3 separate regions of the Homo sapiens genome follow, and all the other regions are linked to region 1. A link is a contact called in ENCODE Hi-C or POLR2A ChIA-PET data. All regions are on one chromosome and are shown on one strand. The core of a region is the stretch at or near the end of the contact, and the rest is flanking DNA. Distances in the headings are between cores, read along the strand shown.

Region 1 (3,281 bases), core at 119-2,618:
CAACAATAACACAACGACACACTCTCCGGTGTGTTCCAAGTGTCCTGGCTGTGGCATGGTCTCAAAAAACTGCAGCTGACTGCACATGAGTGATTAGATAACACCTTGAACCCACCCTAAGATAGTCTGCCTTTCCCTTCTTTCCTGTCTTCCTTCTTTTCTTTCTCCCTCTCTCTCTTCTCCTATTTCTCTTTTATCTTTCCTTTCCTTTATCCCCCTCCCCTCCTTTCCTCTTTTTCCCTCCCTTCTCTCTCTTTCCACACACACATAACCTGTATATGCCAGGCACTATTCTAGGTGCTTCACAAATATTAATTCATTCCATTCTTATATCAACTTTGTGAAGTAGGAACTATTATCATCAACATTATACAGAGAAGGAAGCTGAGGTAGAGAAAGTTTAAGTAACTTGTCCAAGGTTGAGCATCTTGTCAACGTCATTTTACTACTGGCATGTGAAACAGGTGAGTTATATTTTTTAGAATATTAATTCTCATTAATTGAAGCCTTCCAAACAGGCCTAACTGTCCCCTTCTCTGACATACAAGTGGAAGTGTCATAGCTGGACGGAGCATCATGGTATGAAGGCAGAAAGGACGCGACTGGGTGTTCTTCTGAAGCTCAGGGAGCAGCTCTTGGGGAGAAAGTGTTTCCAGGAAGCGGACAAGAGTTCTGTTGAGCTGAAGAGCAGGGCAGCAGCCGGGGCGAGCGAGGCTGGAGTCATGCAGGGCAGAGCCTTAAATGCTAAGCTGGGGTTTGCTCTCGGTAGGACCAGCTAGCTGCCCCGAGCGGGGGCTGGAACCAGATCTCCCCCACGTGGACTCGCGGACAGGGCGGGGATCAGGACGGGGGCGGGGCCAGGGGAGGGGCGGGGCTCGGGGAGTGAGGCAAGACTGGAGGGCCTGGGACTCTCGGGTACCCGGGCCAGGGGAGGGGCGGGGCTCAGGGAGGGAGGGAGAGACTGGATGACCTGGGGCTTGCAAGGCGGGGCGAGGGGAGGGGCGGGGCGAGGGGAGGGGCGGGGCTCAGGGAGGGAGGGTGAGACTGTGGAGGACCTGGGGCTCGCGGGGTCGGGGCAAGGGGAGGGGCGGGGCTCAGGGAGGGAGGAGAGACTGGAGGACCTGAGGCCCACGGGGGCGGGGCCAGGGGCGGGGCGGGGCTCTGGAAGGGCGGGCGAGACTGTGGAGGACCTGGAGCTGGCGGGGGTCAGGGTAGGGGGGAGGGGCAGGGCTCGGGGTTCGGGGGCGGGGTGTTCACGGTGAGACCAAAAGTCAGGTAGGAGCCTCCGGGGTCCCTGCTGTGTCACCCGGACAGGCCGTGGGGGCGGGCAGGGGGGCGGGGCCGGGCCTGACCACAGCGGCCGAGTTCAGTCCTGCTCTCCGCACGCCACCTTAGGCCCGCAGCCGTGCCGGGTGCTCTTCAGCATGTCCTTCATCCCGGTGGCCGAGGATTCCGACTTCCCCATCCACAACCTGCCCTACGGCGTCTTCTCGACCAGAGGCGACGTGAGCAGTGGGGCTTTGGCGTCCGGGCGCGGGGAGGGAGTGGAGTGGAGTGGAGTGGAGTGGAGTGGAGTGGAGTGGAATGGAGTGGAATGAGGGGCGGGATGGAGGCTTGTGCCATTTTTCTCTTAAGATTCGTTCCGTGAGAGTGCCTATGGGCTCGAGTCCCGCCTCGTAACTTTCTAGCTGTGCACGTTGTTTAACTTTTCAGCCTCATTGTCCGCAGGTTTGCTGAGAATTAAATGCAAAATGAAATGAATCGTGTCACTCTCCCAGACAAGCAGAGCAAGCAGGATTCTGTTACCGGAAGCTGCAGCACACAGGCATGCTGCCTACTCCGAGGTGGTTGCGGTGTGTTTCTCTCGCCCAAGAGGCCAGGTCAGGGCTGGTGGTTCATCTCGCTGGATAGCCCCTAACCCTAGAACCCGGGAAATGATAACCCGGTATGCGTAGCAGGTCAGAGGGGCACGCGCGTTTCTTGGCTTAGAGTTGTGAGATCTAAGATGGCAAGTGTCTCTGCCTATAGCTGAAATTCTTTCAGCTCCTGGTGTGGGCTCCCTGGCATTCCCCTACTGATCAGAAGAAAGAGGGCAGGGAAACAAACTTTGACTAAGTCAGTGTAGTCTGATTGGTAGAAAGAAGTATTTGAAAACTGGGGGTTTATCAGCAAATAGATAATAAGAGGTTCCCTAGGTTGGAAAAGCAGATTCCCTTGGATTTGTTGATGATATTTTTGGCTTAGATTTCTGCTCCCAACTTTAAAGGTAAACTCCTGATTCATCTCTGTAAGCCATAGAACCCCAGAATCAGGAAATGTTTGCTAAACGAGGGGCCTGGCAGTTGGCTTCTTCTTGGAAAGTGGGGTTCCCTCCTTCCCCCATGGCTTGTCATTGGATGCAAGTGGCTGGCCTTTTGTGGGCCTGTCTGCGGTAAGTGCTTTGGTCTAGAAGAGTCAACTTGTGGTTTCACATCTGGCCGGGCTGACCAGATGTTGCAAGGATACAGAAAGTGGACACTCAATCCCCTGGAGGACACAATCTGAGGCACATTAAATCTTAACTTGTGATGGCCAACAACCTTTCTGCAGACAGAGCCCTCCCTCTGCCCTCCTCAAACACTTTGCCCTCGGCAGATGTGTCCTCCCTCACCTTTCCTGGGAGCACAAATCCATTAGACAGAAACATTTGTGAGAGGCAGGCACACCCCAGTAGGGAGCTCTGACTTGCTTTCTCAGGGGAATCGAATTAATATCCGTTAGAGTGTGGCTAGGTGTTTTCAGACACCATGTCCCGCTGTTTCAACATCAGAATGTGCAGGGCAGCCACTACAGATGTCTGGAAGAGAGAGCCCCATTCCGCTGTCCTCTGATACAGTGCTGGGGGTGGAGAGTTGGCCCTTTGGCCTTCCAGCTGAACAAGCCTCTTCTGAAGCTTTCTCTGCAGGCATTGGACATTCCAACCGTGATGGCTGCCTTGCCAGGCAAGACTAGTTGCCAAGGCAAAACCTCCCTTCCCCCATGTCAGCAGTCAGCCTTTCCTAATTTGAGTGGAATAACAATGAATCCTGCCATCACTTTATTCATTTTTTTTTATTCAGCGAATGCTTATGAACCCCAACTCTGGTCCAGATTTTGCCTGGGCTCCGAGTTGGCATCAAAGACACAGGAGACGCCTTCCTTCCATTTCTGGTTGATGGACTAGTAAGGTGTACAGGGGTGCTCTCTGTGAAGGTAGGGGTGGTGGCCTCTGAGAACGGGGTTGTAGTAGTGTGGAGCTGGTT
Region 2 (3,004 bases), core at 333-2,832, 630 kb after region 1:
TCTGGGAGCTCCTTAAGGAAGAAAAACATAAACAGGAATCATGGTGAGGACTGGGGAGAGGGGCCCTGGGTCGGGGGGGCTCCATTTTATTCGGCTGGAAAGAAAAGGTTGGGGAGGAGGGCTTGCCATTGGATCCAGTTCATTACTTCCCAATAAATCAAAGAAGGGCTGAGAATCCTGACCACCACCCCCAGTAAGGATCAAGTTCCGCTTTCTGGAAGAGGCCTAGAGGTGGATTGCAGGACTTCCCAGTTTAACCAGGTGACAAAGGCTTCTGCTTCAGCCCAGATGTGATCACAGACTTCCACAGCTTCTGCCGACCACAGCCTGGCCTTAAAGTCCAGACCTAGAGTCCCGGAGCTAGTGTGTACTACACAGAATGGAGACCTTGCCTGAGGAGCTGGTTCTCAGAGAACACTGGCAGGAAGGAAGAAAGAAATGTATATTCTAGGAGGCCTCTGCTAACCAGGAAAGGGGGCTGAGTCACACTCTGAAAGGTGGAAGAGGCAGAGAGCAGGTATCAACGCCCTCATTTTACAGATTAAAACAAAACAAGAAAAACAAACACTCCTCACCTCCCTGCAAAAAAACCACCCTGAGGCTCAGACAGGGGAAGTAGCTGGCCCTGGTCACACAGTAGGTTAGCGGCAGAGTTGAGAGGAGACTCCATATGCCCTAGGGATGTGTTGTGATGAACTTTTCCTACTGGTACTGTTTCCTCCCGCGAGGGAATGTCTAGACCAGCCGCACCTTCTTGCTTTGACCCTTCAGAACTTTGGCCTGTCCAGTTAAAGAGGCACAGAGCCCTCCTACCCACAGGGAATGTTTCTAACTTACCAAGCACCTATTATGTGCTTAGAACTTGGACTTTCCTGATCTCATTTAAGCCTCACCATTCTAGTGAGGAAGCATCACAGAACCCATTTTCCTGATGAGGAAACTGAGACTGGGAGGGGTTAAGATCCTGTACACAGTTGTAACTGGCATGTCTGAATCCAGTTTCAAACCAAGGTGCCTTTCAGTGAACACCCAAGCATCTTCCTCTCGGATTAACTGCTAGGCCAATACCAAAATCTCTTTCTCGGGCTACTCTTTTGCTGCTGAGTTAAAAAGAGATCCTGAGACTTAGCCTGGGACCCCGACTCGCGGCGATTCTGTGGCAGGCGCAGACCTTTTCTCCTGTCCTCCACTGCCTCTTTGCCTCGGAGGGCGCCCCGGGGCGCGAGCGGGGCACGGGCGACCCTGGCTCCTTGGAGGCCCGGGGACTTGCTCTCCGCGGTCCGCCGCGGCCGCTCCACCGAGTCCTGGCCTCCAGCGCCCTCACCTGGCTGCTGCGGGCGGGACTCTGCGCACCCGGGCTCCGCGGGCTCAGGTCTGCGTCTCCCAGAGCCGCCGCCAGAGCCCGCCCCGGTCCGGCCCGGGCACAGGGCCCCCGCCCCACTTGGGCAAGGCGGGGGCGCGTGGAGGGAAGTTTCATCGGGGGGCGAGGGAGGGAGCTTCGGTGCCGCGCGGGCGTCAGGGGCTCCTCGGGGGAGGAGTCAGTAAAAGTGGCTATAAAAGCGGCCTCTCGGCTGAGGGCCGGGGAGCTAGCGCTCAAGCAGAGCCCAGCGCGGTGCTATCGGACAGAGCCTGGCGAGCGCAAGCGGCGCGGGGAGCCAGCGGGGCTGAGCGCGGCCAGGGTCTGAACCCAGATTTCCCAGACTAGCTACCACTCCGCTTGCCCACGCCCCGGGAGCTCGCGGCGCCTGGCGGTCAGCGACCAGACGTCCGGGGCCGCTGCGCTCCTGGCCCGCGAGGCGTGACACTGTCTCGGCTACAGACCCAGAGGTAAGAGGGCCTGGCTGGGGGCGTCAGGGATGAGCTGACGGCCCATGCCACGGAAGAGAGGTAAGAAGTGGGGGCCCGCGCCTCCACCCGGCACAGGGTAAACGTTACCCGCCTCAGTTTCTGTTTGTCTGTCCACCCTGTGCTGTGCAGTCTACCTCTATCTGTCTGTTTGTCCATGCGTCTGTTGATGGGCACACGCTCTTGGCACTGTCCTCTGTGGGATTTCTCTGAGATCTTGTGATGCTTTACAAGCTGCAGGTGCCGGGGGGCGCTGGAGTCCCCAGAGGGCATCCAGAGGGGGCAGACTCCTGCTTTCCGTAGATTTTCCCCCTTCTGAATGGCACCGGGGGCTTGCGCCCGGGAGAGTGTCTCGCCGAGGAGGGAGTACCACAAGGGTCAGGTCTCGGTGTCCTGCCGACTGGGAGCCAGCTCACGCCGAGCTCTAGCGGGCGTGCGCCTAGCAACAGGTCTGCGCCCTGCTGCTCCTGCCTCAGCACGCTCTTCCTCCCAGTTTCCCTCGCCTCCCAGTGCCTCCGGGACAGCGCTAGGCACCCAGCGACGCGCTGGCGCGGGGCCGAGCTGAGGCAATTGCAATGTTAGATGAACCCGGGGGGCTCTGCTGATGTTTAGACTGAGACTCCAAACGTGGCATCGCTGGAAGAAGGTCTGGTGGTCCCTGGCAAAGGACGTCGGCTCCAAGAAAGGTCGCGTTAGGTTGTGAGGAAAGGCAGAGAGTCCTGGCAGAACGCTGGCCAGGTCTCCAGCTCGCCGCTCTGGGAACGAAGGCCAGTGACATTCTGGAATGGACCCCAAGGGATGCGTGTGCTCATGAGAGAGGAGCGCTGTGCGCCCTGGGTCCTCAGCCGCAGACACTCTCTGCGACAGCCGCTGTTCCCCAAGGGTCGGACGCTACGGCAGTCCCAGGAGTTCCGCCAGCTGCCGGGTTTGAGGTCCTGAGTCCTTCTCCAAGCAGCCAACGCTACCCACAGGTGAGAGCTCCCTTTAAAAACTAATCTTCTGATGTGTGAGCCAGTGCCTGGCTGCAGCCCCATACCAGGGACGGTGAGCCGGGGAGCGCGTCTCTCCATCCCTGCGGTCTGGAAAGTGATCCAGGGCGCGCCCGAGGGCGGGGAGCCGGCGGCTCTGCGTGCCCAGGCGCGACGCCACCATGGACAGC
Region 3 (3,108 bases), core at 252-2,751, 850 kb after region 1:
TTTTTTTCTCTTGTAGAAGAAAAAAAGGAATTAACCCTACATAATTACTTCCTATTTCAAGTCAGTTTTATTGACCTCGGTTTGCAAACTAAGTGGGCTCATCCGGATTCTAAAGATATTTAAGGATACTTTCAGTTATAAGTAGGATGACTATCCATCCAGGTTTGAACCTGCTGTTCATGGTTAATTTATTAATAGCATGTCTCACAGTTCATTCTCAGAAATGCTTGGATATGGCCGATAAATTGAAACGTCATCCTAGTTAAAAGTAACGTTTTTAACTGGCTGGAGAAAGGTGACTTGGGGTTCTAGGAAGGGACAGAGGAACAAACATTCTGTTGGCTCAGCACGCCCAGCCTGTGTTGGGCTGGGCACCTTAGAGGACCTGTTTCAGGACTGCGTGACTGGCGTTTTGCTGGGAGTAGCCCAGGTGTTTTAACCACTTCCTGAAGAACAAGGTTCGGTAAAAAGAGGCTGGGGCGTAGGCGTGGGTTCCTGTCCCTGCCATATGCTGTCTTCCTGATCTTCGGAAGTCACTTCAAGCACCTGATCATCAGTTTCCTTATCTGTAAAACTGGAGTAGTAATGTTTCCCTCCAAACGCCGTCGTATTTAATTCATTTAACAGCAGCCACTATTATTCCATTATACAGACGAATAAATAGACGTTATGAGAGGGCAAAGTGCGCTGATCAGGGCTCATAATAATTCTAACAGCTACTGTTTAGGAACCAAGTACTCAAGCAGCCTGTGCACAATCTCTAATTTCTAGAAGAGAAGACGGATACTTGGAAAGAGAACTTGAACAATGTCATGGAACTCATAAATGGCTTGAGAAAGGCTGATCCTAGGAAATCTGCTTCAGAACCCGCGCTCTCACTGCATAAGGCGTATTTCAAGGGAGGAACGGGCAGGCATCTAGCACCACTCTTCGGACTCCCCATCCAGTGCTCTTTTCCTCTTTTCGTTACACTGCACTGCTGGTCGGAAACCCATCGTGGAAGTGGATCAAACACAACAAAGGGCAGGGGGCGTTGGAAAACCGGGCGAAGTCGCGCAGACCGAGACGACCCACCGGCCCCAGCAAATCACCAGGGGCCGAAATCCAGTGTCCTCCTCCCTTCAGCCCAGAAGCCAGGTCACCTTTTAGACTTGCTCTCTTGGCGGGGAGGAAGCGTGGAGCCCCCTGGTCCGGCTAAGAGCTTACGTAAGGCCCGCGGGCGGCTGCGCCCCGGTCTCCCATGGGTGTGCGCAGAGCCCCCGGGCCGGAGCAGGCCTTCCCCTGTCCGCTCCCCCAGTCTCTCGGCCCAGGACCACGGGGGAGTTCAGGACCACCGGCCCCACGCCGGCAGCGTCCGCGTTGGGCGGCGGCGTCCCCCGCAGCCACCCAGCTTCCCGGGGGAGGAGCAGCGCATCGCGCAAGCATCCGGGAGCGGCGGAGGGGGCGGGAGGAAGGGCGAGAGGAGGAAGCGGGATTTAAACGAAAGGCGGTGACGCCACACAAAAGATTTCTATAGGCTCCAGGGAGGTTACGGCCGAGGCGGCGGCGGCGGCGAGCCCGGGGGCGAGGCGCGGACGGGAACAGGAAAAGCCTCCGGCAGCCCCTGCGGGCGGCGGCGCAGCCACGGCCGCGCTCCGAGGTGAAGCCGCGCGCGGAGAGGAAGCGGGTGTTTTCCCCTCTGCCTTTCGGCCCCCGCCCTTCCTTTCAGTTTCTGCCCGCTCGCTCGGAAGTTGGCGGTTGACAAAAATGGCAGGAGCCGGGGCCCGGGCCGGTTGCCGCAGCGCCGCGGGGACCTTCTGAGTTGGCCCGGTGGCAGGGAGACTCGTGCAGGGGCGTCCGATGCGCGGGGCCCGGGGCCTCGGGAGAGCTCAGCTGCTGCGGGCCCCAGACGAGGCGACAGGGATGGACTTGCGTAGACAGCCAGCGCCGGGCCGCCGGGCGCGCGGTCTGGGAGGGCGTGCCGCCGCGGCGCCGGGCCGCGCTCTGTGAACCGGCGAGGCGGGAAGGGGCCGCCGTGGTGCTCGGCACGCCCGGGCGTGTGGCGGGCGGGCGAGAGCTTGAGCGCGATCCGGGCGGCCGCTGTGCGCAATCAGTGCAGGCTCCCGCCCGACTCTGACTCGGCGCGGCCGCGACAGTGCCGGCCACACCCTCTGCCCCGCTGCCGCCGGCGCCGCTTCCCAAGAGCTGGAGGCAGGAGATGCGCCCGGGGCGGCCGCGCGTCCCAGAGAGCCAGCCCCGGCCGCCGTCGCGGGGAAGTGCCGCCTGGTGGGGTCACGGCGCCTGAAGCCCACGTGCGCCGCCGAGCCCGAGGTGGCCTCGAGCGCGGCGGCTGACAGCACAGCCCGCCTGAGCTGCCTCCCGCGCTCCTCCCCGAGGAAAGGATTTTGATTTCAAAGAAAGGAAGGAAGGAAGGACAACTCCCAGCTTCCCCGTCCCGCCCTCCCCGCTCCGAGGGCCGCGCCAGGCCATGCCCAAGAAGGCGGCGGCGGCGGCGAACCAGCAGAAGGGACTTTCCTGGCAGCCCGGCGACGAGGAGCGCGGACAGTGAGTTTGCTCTGCCCCGGTTCATGGTTCCTGCAAGCCCTCTAGGAGGCCGAAAGCTGCAGCCCCTCCCCTTGCCCCGAAGAGCCTTCCGCGTTCTCTCGCCCTCGGGCCCACCCCGCGCCGCCCGGGCTCCCGCCGCCGCAGCCCAGTGCCCTCTGCCCGCGGCGGTGGATGGCATGATGGTGCGGGGAAGGCACCGCGGCCTTGGCCAGCTGAGTCGCGACGGCCGCCGGGGCGGCGGCAGTGGCCGCGGCAGCGGCGGTGGTAGCGGGCTCCCCAGCGGCATGCCAGTGCCCCCCGGGCGCGATGGCTAGCGGCAGCGCCGGGAAGCCCACTGGCGAGGCGGCTTCTCCGGCTCCTGCGAGCGCCATCGGCGGGGCCAGCTCGCAGCCGCGGAAGAGGCTGGTATCCGTCTGCGACCACTGCAAGGGCAAGATGCAGCTGGTGGCTGACCTGCTGCTGCTGTCGAGCGAGGCGCGGCCCGTGCTCTTCGAGGGCCCCGCCTCCTCTGGTGCCGGCGCCGAGTCCTTCGAGCAGTGCCGGGACACCATCATCGCGCGCACC

The links. A loop is a pair of places that touch in the nucleus more often than their neighbours do. ChIA-PET counts read pairs that join two places held with the same protein, here RNA polymerase II (POLR2A). Pooled maps may share reads with other maps.
Region 2: a loop to region 1 is called in a map of chondrocyte, with 4 times the contacts of the local background. The contact joins the promoter of CEMIP here to the promoter of FAH in region 1. A Hi-C loop is called at or near these places in 1 of 168 maps with a recorded cell type or tissue (chondrocyte). POLR2A ChIA-PET finds 5 or more read pairs at or near these places in 2 of 52 experiments (Caco-2 and activated T-cell).
Region 3: a loop to region 1 is called in a map of CD8-positive, alpha-beta T cell, with 12 times the contacts of the local background. The contact joins the promoter of TLNRD1 here to the promoter of FAH in region 1. A Hi-C loop is called at or near these places in 4 of 168 maps with a recorded cell type or tissue (CD4-positive, alpha-beta T cell, CD8-positive, alpha-beta T cell and ascending aorta), 5 of 37 single-sample maps with no recorded cell type and 13 of 50 pooled maps.

Annotation. Positions count from the first base shown.
Region 1 is chr15:80,151,631-80,154,911 of GRCh38, forward strand. FAH (fumarylacetoacetate hydrolase) reads left to right here and starts at 1,369. Exons shown (of 14, transcript NM_000137.4): 1 at 1,369-1,505. The coding sequence starts at 1,425. RefSeq lists a silencer at 798-1,357.
Region 2 is chr15:80,777,788-80,780,791 of GRCh38, forward strand. It overlaps CEMIP (cell migration inducing hyaluronidase 1), which reads left to right and starts at 1,583. Exons shown (of 30, transcript NM_001293298.2): 1 at 1,583-1,827. RefSeq lists a silencer at 1,205-1,484 and an enhancer at 2,105-2,610.
Region 3 is chr15:80,999,422-81,002,529 of GRCh38, forward strand. TLNRD1 (talin rod domain containing 1) reads left to right here and starts at 1,502. Exons shown (of 1, transcript NM_022566.3): 1 at 1,502-3,108. The coding sequence starts at 2,851. LOC128071545 reads left to right here and starts at 2,721. Exons shown (of 1, transcript NM_001414893.1): 1 at 2,721-2,858. The coding sequence starts at 2,721. The coding sequence ends at 2,858. RefSeq lists silencers at 1,130-1,819, 1,860-2,319, 2,670-2,799.